Regions from separate parts of the Homo sapiens genome. Here region 1 is linked to region 2. Evidence: chromatin loops called from intact Hi-C (ENCODE). Cell type or tissue: GM12878. All regions are shown on one strand. Each heading gives the region's core, and the rest is flanking DNA. Links, peaks and the distances in the headings are about the cores only.

Region 1 (7,972 bases), core at 2,172-4,671, 56 kb after region 2:
CTGGAAACACCCTCTAGTCTATACAAGAATTTAATGTTATCAGGAGGCCGAGGCAGGAGAATCACTTGAACCGGGAGGTGGAGTTGCAGTGAGTCAAGATCGCACCAATGCACTCCAGCCTGGATGACAAGAAACTCCGTCTCAAAACAACAACAACAACAACAACAAAAAACCCAACAAAGAATTTAATGTATGAGAGGTAGCATTTCAAATCAGGGAGGACAGAAAGATCATTCACTAAACGCAAATGGAAGAATTAAATGACTATTAAGAAAAAGTTAAATTCCGATCATATTTTATAGCAAAATGAGAAAACCTGATAAAAAGTTGAATTTGCAAAATGAATTGCAAAACAATTAGAAGAAAATGCAACTGCGCAGATATCCAAAGCCAGGATGGGGAAGGGCTTTCTAAGCCTAAAAACAAGAGGAAACACTGAACAACAAAAACGTTGATGATTCGTATAAGCAAAGTAAAGGCATCTATACAACCGAGAAACCATAAATGAATTTAGAATTCAAATGACAAACTGAAAAAATATTTCCAACATTATACCAAAAGGTTAATATCCTCTTATGCATAAAGAGCTCTTAAAAATCAATAAGAAAAAAGATGAATATAAATAGAAGGACAAACAGAGGACAGGTACGTCAATACACAGAAACAAATGCTCCAACCCACTGGTAATCAAGGAAACGCAACCGAGACCACGAGATACCATTACTCACCTACCTAACAGACTAAGATTAAAAAAAAATTATAATAGGATAGAATAGGGTAAAGTGAGTATTCACATGCTGCTCCACCTCTGACTTGGTAAATACAGTTCCAGGAATTAATCCTAAAGAAGTAACCCAAAATGTCCACAGATTTGTTCATCAGTATTTCATTGCAACGTTATTTATAGTAGCAAATTACTGAATTATCTAAATGGCAAAAAGGAAACAGTTAAATAAGACACATTAATATAACAGAATATAATGAAACATGGTCTTTTAAGATTGTTTCCAAATGAATAATGACAAGGGAGAAGCAATGCAAGGTTAAGAGGAAAAAAAGCAGGAAAGAAAATGATATATATAGTACGATCCCAATTCTGCTACAAAGTGACAAATAATAGATTCTAAAATGTTAATTGTTTTTTTATCTCTGGGTGATGAAATTTGCATGGTTTTTCTTTTGTTAAAATTTTCCATAAAGAACATTACTTTTATAATTGAAAAGTTACATAATTTTAAAGAGATCAAACCTTGGTAATTCTATTTCTAGAACTCTATGCAAACATGATCTCACATAAGTCTCATATCTACCCCATGAGGTTGGTATATTATCTTCACTTGACATGCACAGATAGAGACCAGGGTGGATATTGTGACAGGCTCAATATTACCCTCAGAGCTGGACCTTGGCAGATGTGTGTGATACCGAAATTGTGAACCAAAATGATATAAAAAGAACTATCCACCAGAGAGTTACAGTAGGAAAAAAAATACATCTGATGGGAATGGCATGCAGGCAGGATGGGATAAATGAAGCCATCCGGAAGTGATGTTTAAGAGTAATTTTCAATTACATGAGGCAATGTGTGTTGTATACTAAAGTAAAAAAGCAAGATGCAAAATTTCATGTGCAACATGGTCCCAACTAATGTGAAAATGCAAAGCAAAAGACTGGAGGACAATATGATAAAATATTAACAATCATCTCTAGATAATATGTGTGTTTTCTTTTCTTTTTTTTTTTTTTTTGAGATGGAGTCTTGCTTTGTCGCCCAGGCTGGAGTGCAGTGGTGTGATCTTGGCTCACTGCAACCTCTGCCTCCTGGGTTCAAGTGATTCTCCTGCCTCAGCCTCCCGAGTAGCTGAGATCACAGGTGCCCGCCACCATGCCCGATTAATTTTTGTATTTTAGTAGAGACGGGGTTTCATCATGTTGGTCAGGCTGGTATCGAACTTCTGACCTCAAATGATCCGCCTGCCTTGGCCTCCCAAAGTGGTAGGAGTACAGGCGTGAGCCACCACGCTCAGCCTAGACAATATATTTATTAGAGATTATTACTTTGTTGTTATACCTGAACATTTTACACAATGGATGTTGCCTTTTACTACCAAAACCTGTTCCACATTAACTTTCAAAAATGTGTATATCACCCACTATAATCCTACAACCCTCTTCCTTACACCTACCCATCCTTTAAGGCCAAGTTCAAAATTCATTTCCCCCATGAAGCCTTCCTGGATTTGCCCAGCCCATTCTGCTTGACCTCCAAAACCATGTGCTCAAAGTAAAGCCTTGACTCCTGGCTTCAGAAACTCTCACAACGGCATTGTAGCTCTTGGGCTGAGCTCCTTACCAAGTATCCTAGAACCCCTAGGATGGGGAGCAAACCATCTCCTGCTCGAGTCTTGTGTGTTGTGGTTGGGAGCTGAGCTTGCAGAACTGGTGCCAACATTGTTGGTCCTCATGGTTGGGGAAGGCATGGACAATGTCATCAGCAGGATCTGTGGAACTGGATGCCAGCCCCTGACCAGAACCAGTCCCTGATGAAGTTCTCATAGGCCATGGAAAAGGAGAAAACCTCAGATAATGCAGCAAATTTTCCAAAACACTAAACGTATTCAACTGCCCTCTATTCAGGGATTACATCTTTCCTACTTTTTGGTGTTAAAACATGCATTGTTTTGTCAAATGATGAGGTGATGAGTAGATGGTAATTTTTAAATGTCATTTTACAAACTAACAACTGGCCACATCTCAATTCCCCGGTTTCCATCATGTTTCATGGTCCGTAAAATAATAAACAATATAACTAACTTTTTTAGAAAAAATGGAGTTGAAAAAAAGGTATTACCTTTATAATCCAAACAATATTGGTATGGATTGAACAAAATTAGAATATTTGTTATGCATGAGAGAAGTATGCCTAATTATCCAATTAAAATAGCTACCTTTCCTTATCCCAGTTATTTTTCCTTATAACATTTATAATTATCTAAATCATACTCCAGTATTTGTTCTCCTTTTTTATGCCAAGTCTTCCTGTGGAGGATGTGTGTTCCACGAGGACAGGATCTGAGTCTGGCTCAAGCTGACACACAGTAGGTACTCAACAAATATGTGTAACATACATAAAGGAAAGAACTTGGACCTAGAGAAGGTGTCTTAAAATATGAGATTCAAGTTTCATGGAAGTTATGGATGGGGTCGACAATATACTAGCATGTGGAACTGTCTGTCTGGAGAAAACTCCTGCAAAGGATTCCTTTGGTCCCCAGTCATTCTGGGAATAAGACATAAAAAGAGAGTAGGTAAACACAGAGGGCAGATTCCTGGCCGGAAGTGTTGGCTTACAGGCTCGGCAGGACGTATTAAGTGGAAGCATACATACAACTCAATTGCAAGCAGCTCTCCACTTCCTGCTCTGCAGAACACTCTCCTTCCCCCAGGCCTCTCAGCTTCCCTTTAGAAAACAAATCGTTTTTACAGTAGTTGATGAGAAAATGCCCTCTTGTGGGCGTGACAGTGGACCACCTCGATCATGTCACGGATTTCTGAAAATGTGGTTATTCCAGAGAATTCCTTCACGAGATTTAAAGGATTTCTTTTTTTTAAATCTCAAACATCAATGCTTTGTTAAAGCAAAAATACATTTTCTAAGAGGCCATTAAACAGTCCTCAATTCACTTCGGCGTGTCTAACTTAGCAATGCAAGTTCTGATTATCTTAAACAGCATCATCACAAAGATAATTATTCTCCTTTCTAAATTTTTGTACGATTTGCTAATGACTGAGTGATTTTTTTTTTAATAGTCATCGCCCAGAATCTGCCTCTTTTTCTGCTCCCAGGGAACCATCACCTGAGATTGACGGGCAGCAATTGAAAATAATAAAATTATGTAAGATGAGCTTGTAATCACCAGCATTTCACAGGAAGCAAAACGCATTTCGTTCTGGCTGAGGAACAGAAAGTTTCTTCCTCATTTTAAATCTGTATCAGAGGTAAAGCCTTCTATTAAAACACAATTCTCTGTACACTTACAGCCTCTGGCAGGCTGCCAAGGAGACTATCATGGAACCACCGCTGCAGAGAAGTAGGCAGTCAAAGGCATCGAGGATTGCTCCTGAGAAAGGATGCAAAGTCTCCAGAATTCTTGGGAGGGCTCTGCCCACAGCTACCCCCCACCTCTTCTGGCCAGGCCTCCCTCCTCAAATGCAAACACATATGCACACACACGCACACACGCTCTTTTTCTGGGAGAGGCATGGCAAAAATAAACACTGAGAAAATTCTTCCCTGTCTTTTGCGCCTGCACACACACACACACACACACACACACACACACACACACTCTCTCTCTCTCTCTTTGGGTTTCATCTTCCCCTTTCTTTTCTCTTTTGGATGTATTATTGTTTTCATCATCATTATTATTAATAAATTGCAAACTCTGCAGTCCAGGACCTGGTTAATTGCACCTTTTTGCTGCATGTAATTTACAGGTACATGTGACCACTTGGGGGCACAGTTATTTGAGAATGCTGGCACTGGCATTCAATAAGGTATGCTTTTAAGGTTTGAAGCCTGCTTTAAGAAAGCCCCAAATCTTGACTCTTACTGGAGCCCCAGCATGGAAGAGAATCCTGAGAATTATTCCTTTAAGGTGAGTCTGAGATTCATTATGAGGGACATTTTTATATGGGATTATACAAAACCATTTGGTTCCTTTCCCATTTTAAAAACTGGTAGTTTAAAAATTTCTTCTACATGGCGGCCTGTCCTTTTTCTGTTTTCATCAGTCTTAATGTCAGCATGGACGTAAACACATACTGCTCACTATGGGATGGGGACGGGCATGGCAAAATTAACTTTCCTATGATAGTTAATTCTTTTGCCTTGTTAGGTAAATTTTTATCTTTCCCAATATGAAAAATACGCTTATTATTTTAAAAACCAGAAAATGTTATGGTAGAAAGATGACCACTGTTAATATTATGGCACATTTTCAGCCTTTTTATCTATGTTCTTTGTTTTCATATACTTGACATTATAGTGTACACTATATATATAGTATAGTACGTCTACAGTGAAAACTATATGTATATATACATATAAGATATATATACATACACATATAAGATTATATATGATATATAAGATATATACACATACATAGATTTAAAGAAATCAGGGATACATATGTATATGTACATATATATACACACACATATATAAGAAATCAGGGACACACATGTATTAATTAAGTTTCCTTATTAATTAAAAACTATTCTCTCAAATAACCAAACTTACAGTGAAATCACTGAAGAAACTTTGTTCTCAATATCCATAGAAATGTTTTATATTTTTCCCATGGTTTTCTCATCAGCAGAAAGGCAAGGAGGGTTATTTACACCACTTTTCCCCAACCCTCCTGCAGTGCCCAAACACACCTGTGAGGACAGGTTCTGCCCCAAGACAAGCCAGGCTGTTCAGTTCACAGCTGGGCAGAGCAGTCTGCTGGGGGATGCCAGGGAGATACAAACCCACGGGAGAGAGGGGGAAGGATGGGGGCGCTGGGACTCGGATTGCATGGCCTGGGCTTTCACCAGGGGCCCCTAGGCCCAAGGACCTAGATAAGCACACACTAGGTTAGTGTCCTGGAAAGATTCTAATCCGGTGTGTGGGAAAATGGAGCAAAGTTTATCTTTTCTGGCTCAGATTCAGATGCACAGTCATTTCACACCCCGGTGAAGGAATCCTTTATTGAGCCACACATTTTAGGAAATCACCCTTATTTCCATAGGACAATAGTCAACACTGAGAGGGTGAAAATCCACAGGGTTTGCATTTTCCACCCGGGACAGTGTGAAACAGCACTGGGCTCTTAGATGACCCCTCACCCAGACGGCCCTCCCATCCCCTCCTCCTGCCGGTCCTCGATGCTCTTCCCACGTCTGGGCTGCTGGGATTCCAGTTCTGGCTCTGCCCCTGACTGGCAAGCCTCAGGTATGGTAATTCTCTTTTTCTGCCCCTCGACTGTTGAAAGTGCAAAATGTGCCCAGCACTGGCCTAGATCCTTAGAGGAAAATCAACAACAGAATATAAATAAAAGGTGAGGTGATCATTTTCCACAGGAGCACATGGTCAAGTCAGCTGGGGACTCCCACGCAGCCCTGAAGCAGTTACCTCGAGAACTTGCATCAGGCAATCCTCAGAGATGTGGGGACTGCTCCCTACAAAGCTGCAAAGGACAGGCAGGATCTGAACCTGGCAGAGCCTTCTAGAGAATGAAGAGGAGAGATGGAAGCTGAGGGTAGCCTCAGTCCAGCCGGACAGAGGCTCCTTGGACCAGCAGATAGTCCCTCTGCTCAGCAATGCACCTTCCTGCCCCTCCCACTACTTCAGGCAGGAGCAGATCGCTTCCTCTGTCCCAGGTCTCCTGTGCCTACATGTGAGCGGGCATAACGCGTCAGGCCCTGACTTGCTGAGATGGGCTCCACACTCCATGTCTCTGTCATGTGAGCCTCTAAACTGAGGCTCTGATGACTACATAGCCCTCGGCTCCTGTATAGGCTCAGACACCATAGCAGTGCCGCCAACCTCATTCAGAGATGAATTCAGAAGAAGTCCTTTAGAAATCACAGGTGCATGTCCAAGCTGGGCCTTGCAAGCTTACCTCTCCCAGGTGAAGGTCAATTGTTAGCTGTCAGTGACCTGGTGGACTTAGGGTGGGGACCGGGGGTGTATAGAGTACGGTTTCTGAATGGAGAGAGGGAAACCGGCATAAATACTTTTTCTCTTGGAGGGCCCCCAAATTCTGTCTGCTTCATGAGGTTCCCCAGTGACCACAGCCCACCCTGATCAGTCTGTCCTGTCTCCACAGGTCTCTACTGTAGAGCAACAGTTGAAGTTGTCACCCACACACTCTCAACTTGCATTATCTATGTCATGACATGAGGTACTGCCCAGAAACGGGGCAGCAGAGGAAACTGACCTCAGGTGAAACTGGCTTTCACACGGATAAATTTGTCCATGTTACTGGAAGGCAGGAATTACCCTCCCACCTCCAACAGGCCTATGAAGGCAGACATGGGACAACAAAGGTATTCTTGATGCTATCATATGAGGTAGCTACGCTCCAAGAGATTAACTTGCCTATGATTGCATCATGTCCAGGTAGCCAGCTAGTGTTTGAGCCCAGATCTATTTGCAACAAAGGTGTAGCTTTCCCCCTCCCATACCACTTAGAGACAAGATCTTGCTATAGCACTCAGGCTGGAGCGCAGTGGTGCAATCTTGGCTCATTGCACCCTTAACCAGGAGGTTAATCCTTCTGCCCCTGCCTCCCAAGTAGCTGGGACTATAGGCGTGTACCACTACATCTGGCTAATTTAACATTTTTTTTTTTTGTAGAGATGGGGTCTCACTATTATATTTCCCAAGTTGACCTTTATTAACTCCTGGTTTCAAGCAACGCTCCCACCTTGGCCTCCCAAAGTGCTAGGATTACAGGTGTGAGCCACGGTGCCCAGCTGCATGGCTCTGCATTAGGCCTCACCATGTCATGAGATAAGATACTGCCCAGCATTGGGGAAATGAGGAGACACTGACCTCAGTGTTGGACTCAGAGGCTACAAACTCACCCAAGAATGGGTCACAGCAGAGAGAGCCAAGTCACTGGAAAGATGGAAAAGCTGTGGTGCTTCAGTCCCAGACTAATGGCTTTAATGTGGCTAAAGAGCATCTCAACCAGCCTCAAGGCTTCAATCCAGAAAGGAAGAGGCCAAGCTGGGGACAGGCCACCCAAACCCTGCCTGGGGCAGGGGCCGCTCTACTCCTCCACCTCCACCCTAGCCCCCTTGGGTATCTGATCACATCTGCAGGTGGCCGTCGGAGCTGGGGAAGGGTGTGGCAGCTATCACAGCTCAGGGACGTCAACCTGTTAAGGCCATCTGTCCACTTCCTGTCCCTAGTGCT
Region 2 (7,972 bases), core at 3,502-6,001:
ACCTCCAGCCTGCCTGCTAGGTGCCCTCACACACAGAGAGGCAGGAGGTGAGAGGCGTGAGCAGGTGAGAGGCATGAGCAGGTGATGCCCTGGCTGGAAAATGGGTGCAGCACTGACAGCCTCCTGTTTGCTCTAGCAGGATGCCAGGGCTCCCATCAGCACCCAAACGCTGCCAGGACTAGCTTCAGCACCTTCCTGGTGGCTTTGTTCTCTGGGATCTGACCCTTCTGAGTGAGAGGGGGCCATACCCTGCCTGCCACAGTACGAGACCTCGAGTTTGCTCATCCCCACAGTAGAGGCCGTGTCAAATGTGTTCGTAATGGGATCATCTACTATCTGTCGGCCGTGCAGCAACCATGTATGAAAAATAACATTGAGAAGCAAATTAAGCGATCTGTCTGCAAGCAGCCTGTTTAGATGAGGAAGGGCTGCTGTTGACGAATCTATTAAAATTATACATAAATTATCTAAGAGCACATAGATACATGCTCAGAATGAGAGCATTGATTATGGGCATTTTAAATACAGCCTGGATTAAATCATCTTGTCTCACTTGAATGGAGTAATAATAATTAAGAGAAGAGGTGGGAAAAATAAATTACACCCATCAACTTCCTGACCATAAGAAATGTTCAGACTTTTCATTTTTCAGAATGACGATGCCTTAAAACACAAATACTTCTGGGTGCTGCCAAGAACCCTCCACAAAATGGGTTATAGGAAAGAAGGATCCAGAGAGGCCCCTGGATGCCCTCAAAAAGGGGAAGGGGAAAGTGGGGAGGCCACGTGTGCCTCTCTTGTCAAGCAGAACCTAGATGAGGATCTGAGGCTAGTGTTCTGTTTGAACAGTGGTTCAGAAAGCTTAGGCAGGGGAGTGGGGACGGGAGGGAGTGAAGGAAGTCAACACAGATTGCTCCAAATGAGCAGGCAAGTGGGGCCAATCTCACCCACTGGGGACCTGTGGGAGACAGGGAGGAGGGGGTCTCAGAGTTATCCCCCCCGAAGGCAGCTGGAGTGTTTCCTCCACCTCCCATTTATCATGGGCTGAAAGCTGCTGGCGGGGAATTAATTCCCTGGCCCTTCACGTCTGTCCCAAGTGGTCAGCAAGGGCTCTGGGGGCTCCGGGGGCTCCGGGCTTGCAGAGACCCTGGGGAAATGAGCCTCCAACAAGTGCAAACACACTGTGCTGGAAACTCATAACCTCTGATTACTTGGATGGAATTCAATTTGCCACTTTCAAAAGTCTAACAAAAACAGACTACCCTCCACCCCCATGTAATCACTGAATAATATTATAATCATTTTGCATGGAAATTGCATTATTTCCCTGATGGAAGCATAGGCTTTGAACCTCTCAGGGCTTCACCCGCTACATTACTTTTCAAAGTATGAAGTAGCAGGTTCCAATTATCTGAAAAAAATTTAAAACAGTAACAGCACAATACATAGTGTGATCCAGATGGAGAGAATACACATTTTCCAGGACAGGCACCTTGATTAGTGACTGTGATTGTTAAACACATTTCAGGTAATACAGTGATAATGGACATTAATAGTAGCAATAGTGCTGAAGTGCTGAAATATAATCATTTCTGATTATATTACTCTTTCTTTTTGTGAAGCGCAGTGCATATTTCCAAATGACTCTATGCTCATTAAACTACACAAAAGCCCAACAGCAGATTGGCAGAAAGGTGGTCAGAAGGGGCTTACGGCTCCTTGTGTTTGGAAAGTGGTGAAGGATGTTGGTCAGAGTTCTTGCGGGGCCCAAAAGACTCAGCAGAAGACCCGGTGTTCTGTCTTTGGGCTCCATCAAGAGACCTCTGCCTACATTCACAGACATAGGCTACCAAACAGCCACTACAGAAATGCTTATACGTGCAATATAACAAGCTGAGGGGTTTTAAATGAGAATTTTGTACAGTAAAATTTTTTGTCTATGCCATCTTTTCCCTCCTCCCTCATTAGCCCTCAACAAGGTGTTGCCTTCTATTCAAGATATCGAATATATCCACTGATAGATTCTGTATCAGTAAGAAGACTCTAATTAACACAAATATGATGTAGTATAAATTTTAGTGTCTGTATGTTATTATAAACAGACTTTTGAAGGTCACTTTAACAAGAATCATAACAAATTATTGCAAAGAGACTGTGAATATTTACCTATAAACCAAATGAAAAAAAAAAAAGCCAAAAACACCTGCTTCAACTTGGGATAGAATTCCCAGGGAAGGTCTAATCCTCACATTCAAAAAGTGCCATGACGTTCCAAAAAATTGTCAGAGGACTCAAAAAGTCACTCTAGTGATTAAAAAAAAAAAAACTACACTGAAAAAAAAACATGGGAGGCAAAGCTGCCCAGAACAAGTTTGAATAATTACTCATGAAATATAAGTGGAAATATTTCTAAATTAACATTTTATTTTTATTTATTTTTTAATTAAAGATGGGGTCTTGCTATGTTGCCCAGGCTGCCCTCGAACTCCCGGGCTCAAGCAATCCTCCCACCTTGGCCTCCCAAAATGCTGGGATTACAGGTGTGAGCCACCATGCCCGGTTAGCATTTTATATAGTTTGTAATTTTTAACATTTGAAACTAAAATAATTAAACATTGTAAGTATACTTTTTTGTTGCATCTATATTCAAAAAAATTTAATATATTCAGGTTGGCTAAAAAGTTTTTGGAAAGCTTTTCTTTGGGAAAGTGGGGAACTGCCTTATGTTTGGGCATAAGATTAATTTCTTAGCACTGATGGGCAGTCCTTATCCTGTCAAAGGTCTGATTTAATCCACCAGTCAAAGCCGCTAGGGACACTAGAAGGTCTTCAGTCCAACAACCCCTATATTTTGCAGATGAGAAAACGGAAGCCCAGAGAATTCTCTGTCCTACCACGGAATCATTATAGGAAGAAGCCTAGAAATCAGAGCTGGCTGCCCCTCCAGACTCCCTAGTGACAGAGGCCACAGCCTGGGGCTCTTTCTGTCAGTTGGGGATCATTTGGGGCTGTGAACTCACAGGTGATAGACCAGCCTCAAAGAACCCACCGGCAGCAGGCTAGGCCAGCCATCCAGTGTAGCATAGACAGAGCCTGTTTCCTCTCAGGAGGGAGCTCCCTCCAGATCACAGACCAGGTAGCATTTCCTATGCTTTGCCAGAACTCTGCCAATGTTTTCAAAAAGAGAGAGACACATGTATTTAAAAGCCTACATACATATAAAAATGTGTCTGGGCTCTTCTTTCCAAATGGGAGGAGTGCTGCTGAAATTTGCCAGGTGGGAGTCATCCTTGAGTCCCACCTGTCAGTCACCTGCCTCCCTCAGCAGCTGAGATTCAGACAAAAATCTCTTCTCATGGGTGGAAGGAACACAGGTGCAGCCCCTTCTATTAGGTTGGTGGAAAAGTAATTGCATTTTTGTCATTAAAAAAAAAAAAATGGCAAAAACCGCAATTACTTTTGCACCAAACTAATACCTGGGAACCTCAGTTTCCCTCTCCCTAGGGGCCATCAGTCCTGGGTCAGAAGCGGGTGTCACTTCTCATTAGGGCTCCTAATGCAGAGCAGGGAACCACCGCAATTAAAAACCCTGAAAAGCAGGATCATCGCTGGCTAACGATGCAGCTTTGTGCACTGAGATCTACTTTAAATTTTATTAGGCAAAGTCATCTATTTCCCGCCCCCCTGCCCCCCCAGCAAAGATAAAGAAGGGGTACACTGGATAGTGGGGTGAAGTAGCTGATAGAGAAGGCAGAGCGAGTCATACAAGGTAGAGGGGTCACGTATGGATACCGGGTCCATTTAAAAGGCTTAGGCAGCAAAAAGTGAATTTGACTTCCCATCAGCACAATTCACTCAAGTGTTTCTCTGTCGATAGGGCATTTCAGCCAGAGCACCTAGAAAAATTAACAGCTACGCGAGAACTCCTAATCAACAAGAAGTGGTTACCTCAAAGCCGTACTCTTTAAGGCTAGAGGCATAGAATTTTTAGAGCAGCTGCAAAAGTGTTGAAACATGAATTATGAATTGAGATCCTGTGGCTGCTCAAATCTAGTCCCAGAGCTCAGACCCAAAGTAGGAGACAGAAAGAACCACAGGGCATCTCATGTTTGTTTATACGCCCAGTCTGGGAGCCACATCCTGGCCCTGCAGTTACTACTCACGTAATGTCAAGCAAGCTACCCGACCCCTCTGCCTCAGTCTCTTCAGCTGTGAGATGGGGATAACAAGAGTGTTTCCTCCATTGGGTTGCTGGGAGACTAAACAGGATAATACAATAAAGTACTCAAAAAAGTGCTGGACACAGATTTGATTCTTAACAGATGTTGGTGATTATTGTTTGATTTTGTCAGCCACCGGGACGATCTTTCTAAGACACCAATCTGGTTTCCTCTCATTTGAAATCCTTTAGTGGCCTCTCAGCGCAGACACAAAATCCAAGATACTTGGTATGATATCTATGGCCACAGCTACTCTGCAAACTTCCGCCCTTATCAGTCACGGTGCCTCTGCCCGGAACTGCTGGAAGCTCCTGAGCTTGCACGATGCTCCCTTCACGGGAAGCTCCTGAGTTTGCACGATGCTCCCTTCACGGGAAGCTCCTGAGCTTGCACGATGCTCCCTTCACGGGAAGCTCCTGAGTTTGCACGATGCTCCCTTCACGGGAAGCTCCTGAGTTTGCACGATGCTCCCTTCACGGGAAGCTCCTGAGTTTGCACGATGCTCCCTTCACGGCTCCATGCCTTTCCACACCTGTGGCCTCCACCTGTCTTGTCTGTCCCTCATCTTCTGCTTGGCCAGCTCCACTGTGTGTCCAAGTGCTCATCCTCTGAGCTCCTGTAGTTACCACATGCACATATTAATCTAGCCATTTTCACCCCATTCTTGTTTGGGGCAAGATAATTCTTTGTAATGGGCTTGTTCTGTGCATTTTAAGATGCTTAGCAGCATTTCTAGCCTCCACCCACTAGAGGCCAGTAGCATCCCTTCCCCCCTACATCATGACAAAAATATCTCCAGATAAGTTCCCAGATAAGTGCCCAATGTCTCCTAGGATGGGGAAAGGAACAAAATCATCCCTGGTTGAGAACCACTGCACTAGAAAAAACTATAAGCCCCGTGAACACACAGGCTATAACTTATTCATGTCTCTATCACTGGGACCTGGTCCAGTACTTGGCAAATAATACATGCTCAATAAATGGCTGTTGACAAGGAAAGAAGGAAATGAAATAAAATAAATTTAGTGCTCATAATAAATATCCTACTCAAGGTTGAGATAGGCATGTTGGATCAAGTAATGAATAAATGAATGAGATACACAGTTTGCTAACTGAATAAATACACAGTAGGTATGTTGAACAAATACTTCTCATCATTTCAACATTTGAAAGTAAAATTTTGACTCCAGGATACCCTTCCAGCTTCTCCTCTACCTGTCCTGCTTAGCTCCTCTGCTTCATGGTGAAACTTCTGGAAAGGCTGCCTAGGCCTCCTGTCAACTTCCTCACCTCCCATTCACCCCTTAGCCCATCACTCTATCCAAAGTTCTCTTGTTAAGGTCACCAGTGTCCTCCATGGTGCTAAATCCAATGGACGGTTTCCACTCTTTATCTTGTGTGCTATCCCAGAAGCTTTCAACACTGGTGGCCACTCCTTGAAAGCAGGGATGAAAATCAAGTTTAACAACTGATGTGGCATGGGCACTAACCACTATCACAGTGCATGCACCGACAAGTCAGAATGGTCACTGGGCATCCGTGGCCAGTCTCACTGTGCCTGCGCATACAGGCTGAATGCAAGTCTTGCTTGAAGCCCTTGCTTCCCTTTGCTTCCACAACACAACAATCTCCTGTTTTTAATCCTGCTTCATTGGTCGTCATTTCCCCATTTTGCCGAATCACCCCTGCCTCCCTGGCTATTAGACATCAGAGCTCCTAGAAGATGTTTTGCCAGGCCCTCTTCTCTTTTTTTACTCCATTCTCTTCTTCCCCTGGATGATCTAATCCATGCTCAAGGCTTCAATCACTCTCCATATGCTGATGACTCTCCAAAACATATTCTCTCCAGTCCCACCTCTCCTCTGAGCTCCGGATCTGTACATCTCACCTACTTATCTGACACCTTTAATGTGATGTTTCAAAGGCAACTCAGACTGATCATGCCTCTTCCTCTCACCCAAACAAATCAAAGCAAAGAACTCTGGGCTTCTCCAGTGCTTCCTGTCTCAGAATAGAGCACACCAACCATCTTATATCTAGATGTAACCATCTAATCAGGCACAACCCTGATACCTAGGAGCCATCCTGTGGAGGCTTTCTCCCTCCATACCCAGCCCATTATGACCCCTCGACATACCTCTTACCTCCAGCTACTTCTCTTCACCTCCCCACTGCCACTGTCCTCTCTTGCAATAGTCTTTTCACTTGGTTCTCCTGAATCCTTGCTTGCTCTTCCCCAATCTGCTTTCATGTTGCAGCAAAGTGCAAATCCGATCCTGTTTCTCCTCTGCGTTAGCCTTCACCATTAGACTCAGATAAAGACTGGAGGCACAGCATGGCTCCAAGACCATGCATGCACCAGCTGCATGTCCTCTCCTGCCTCATCTCACCCCTGTCCCCGTTCTCCTCTCCGCTATGACCACTGGCCTTCTTTCCATTCCTGGGATGCTGCACTTGTACTGCAGGGTGTTTCCACATGCTGGTTCCTCTCTCTCTTCACCTGGTTCATGCTGATTCTGATGCCAACAAAAGCAGCAACTCTTGAGGGAAGCAGTTCTTGACGTGAGGTTGCCACATACCATCCTGGCTGTAGAGCTATGAGAACACGTGTTCATAATTATAATTTATGTTTGTGATTATATGATTAATTTCTTGTCTTCCTTGCCTAGAGCATAAGCTCTATGTAGATAGAGGATTACCTCTGTACATAGTCCAGGGGCCAGCACGCGATAGCCTGTGGCCAAATGCAGCTGGTTTTGTCAATAGAGTCTTTCTGGAACAAGGCTACACCCATGTGTTTATGTATTGTCTATGGCTGCTTTTGTTCTACAAGAGTTGAGTAGTTGCAACAGACAAAATGGCCCTCAAAGCCTAAAATACTTACTTTATAGAAACAGTCTGCCAGCCCAGCTCCAGTGGGAGCACCAGTGCCTTGCAGAAAGCAGACATTCAATACAAATGTGTTAAATTAATGAGCAAGTGGGCAAGCTGAATAAATGAGCTTCCAGTAGGTCCCTGGTGTCTGCTGAGTAAGTGACTCAAACGGGCCCTCTCTGGGGCAACGCCGGCCACCTGCAGACGTGCACTGACGCCTATAGCACTGTTACTGACATGCTGACCCTCACGCTTTTCCCCAGGAGCAGGCATCCTTACGTTTTATTTTTTTTTAATTTTTATTTTTTGAGACAGAGTCTCGCTCTGTCGCCCAGGCTGGAGTGCAGTGGCGTGATCTCAGTTCACTGCAAGCTCCGCCTCCCTGGTTCATGCCATTCTCCTGCCTCAACCTCCCGAGTAGCTGGGATTACAGGTGCCCGCCACCACGCCTGGCTAATTTTTTGTATTTTTAGTAGAGACAGGGTTTCACTGTGTTAGCCAGGATGGTCTCGATCTCCTGACCTCGTGATCTGCCTGCCTTGGCTTCCCAAAGTGCTGGGATTACAGGTGTGAGCCACCGCGCCCGGCCTTACGTTTTCTTTAGAGTCCCAGATAATAGGTCTTGCCAGGCAAGGAGGGGACCTTTCATCTGACTGCAGGGACCTTGTTCCTGGTGCTTCAGAGCCTGGGAATTTATTGTTGGCCATCCAGCACCAGTGGGACGCTGTTACAATCCTTGTGACACTCCTAAAAGCAGAACAGGGAATTCCAGAGGCACCCCCACCTCGGGGAACACAAGGTGACGGGTTGAGGGGTGATCCATGGGGCCAAAGGAGTAGCACTCACACCGCAGGGGTCCTGGAGGGGAAGGGCCCCAG

The links. Hi-C counts contacts between places; a loop is a spot of excess contacts. Peaks named below come from ENCODE experiments on the same cell type or tissue, not always from the same donor. Only the 100,000 strongest peaks of a DNase experiment are listed, where the experiment ranks them.
Region 1: a loop joins it to region 2, with 3 times the contacts of the local background. A loop is called at or near these places in 4 of 110 quality-filtered maps.

The regions. Positions count from the first base shown.
Region 1 is chr2:23,400,104-23,408,075 of GRCh38, reverse strand. All of the region lies in intron 1 of KLHL29 (kelch like family member 29), which reads right to left. Among named protein-coding and RNA genes, the nearest start is that of LINC02923, 17 kb to the right of the region's middle. RefSeq lists an enhancer at 3,142-3,723. In GM12878, for the core only: CTCF peaks have their summits at 3,514 (motif pointing left) and 4,522 (motif pointing right); a DNase peak (open chromatin) is centred at 3,535; H3K4me3 peaks cover 1,214 bases; H3K27ac peaks cover 1,164 bases.
Region 2 is chr2:23,457,443-23,465,414 of GRCh38, reverse strand. All of the region lies in intron 1 of KLHL29 (kelch like family member 29), which reads right to left. All of the region lies in intron 1 of LOC124907741 (a long non-coding RNA gene), which reads left to right. Among named protein-coding and RNA genes, the nearest start is that of LINC02923, 74 kb to the right of the region's middle. In GM12878, for the core only: a CTCF peak has its summit at 4,961 (motif pointing right); a DNase peak (open chromatin) is centred at 4,952.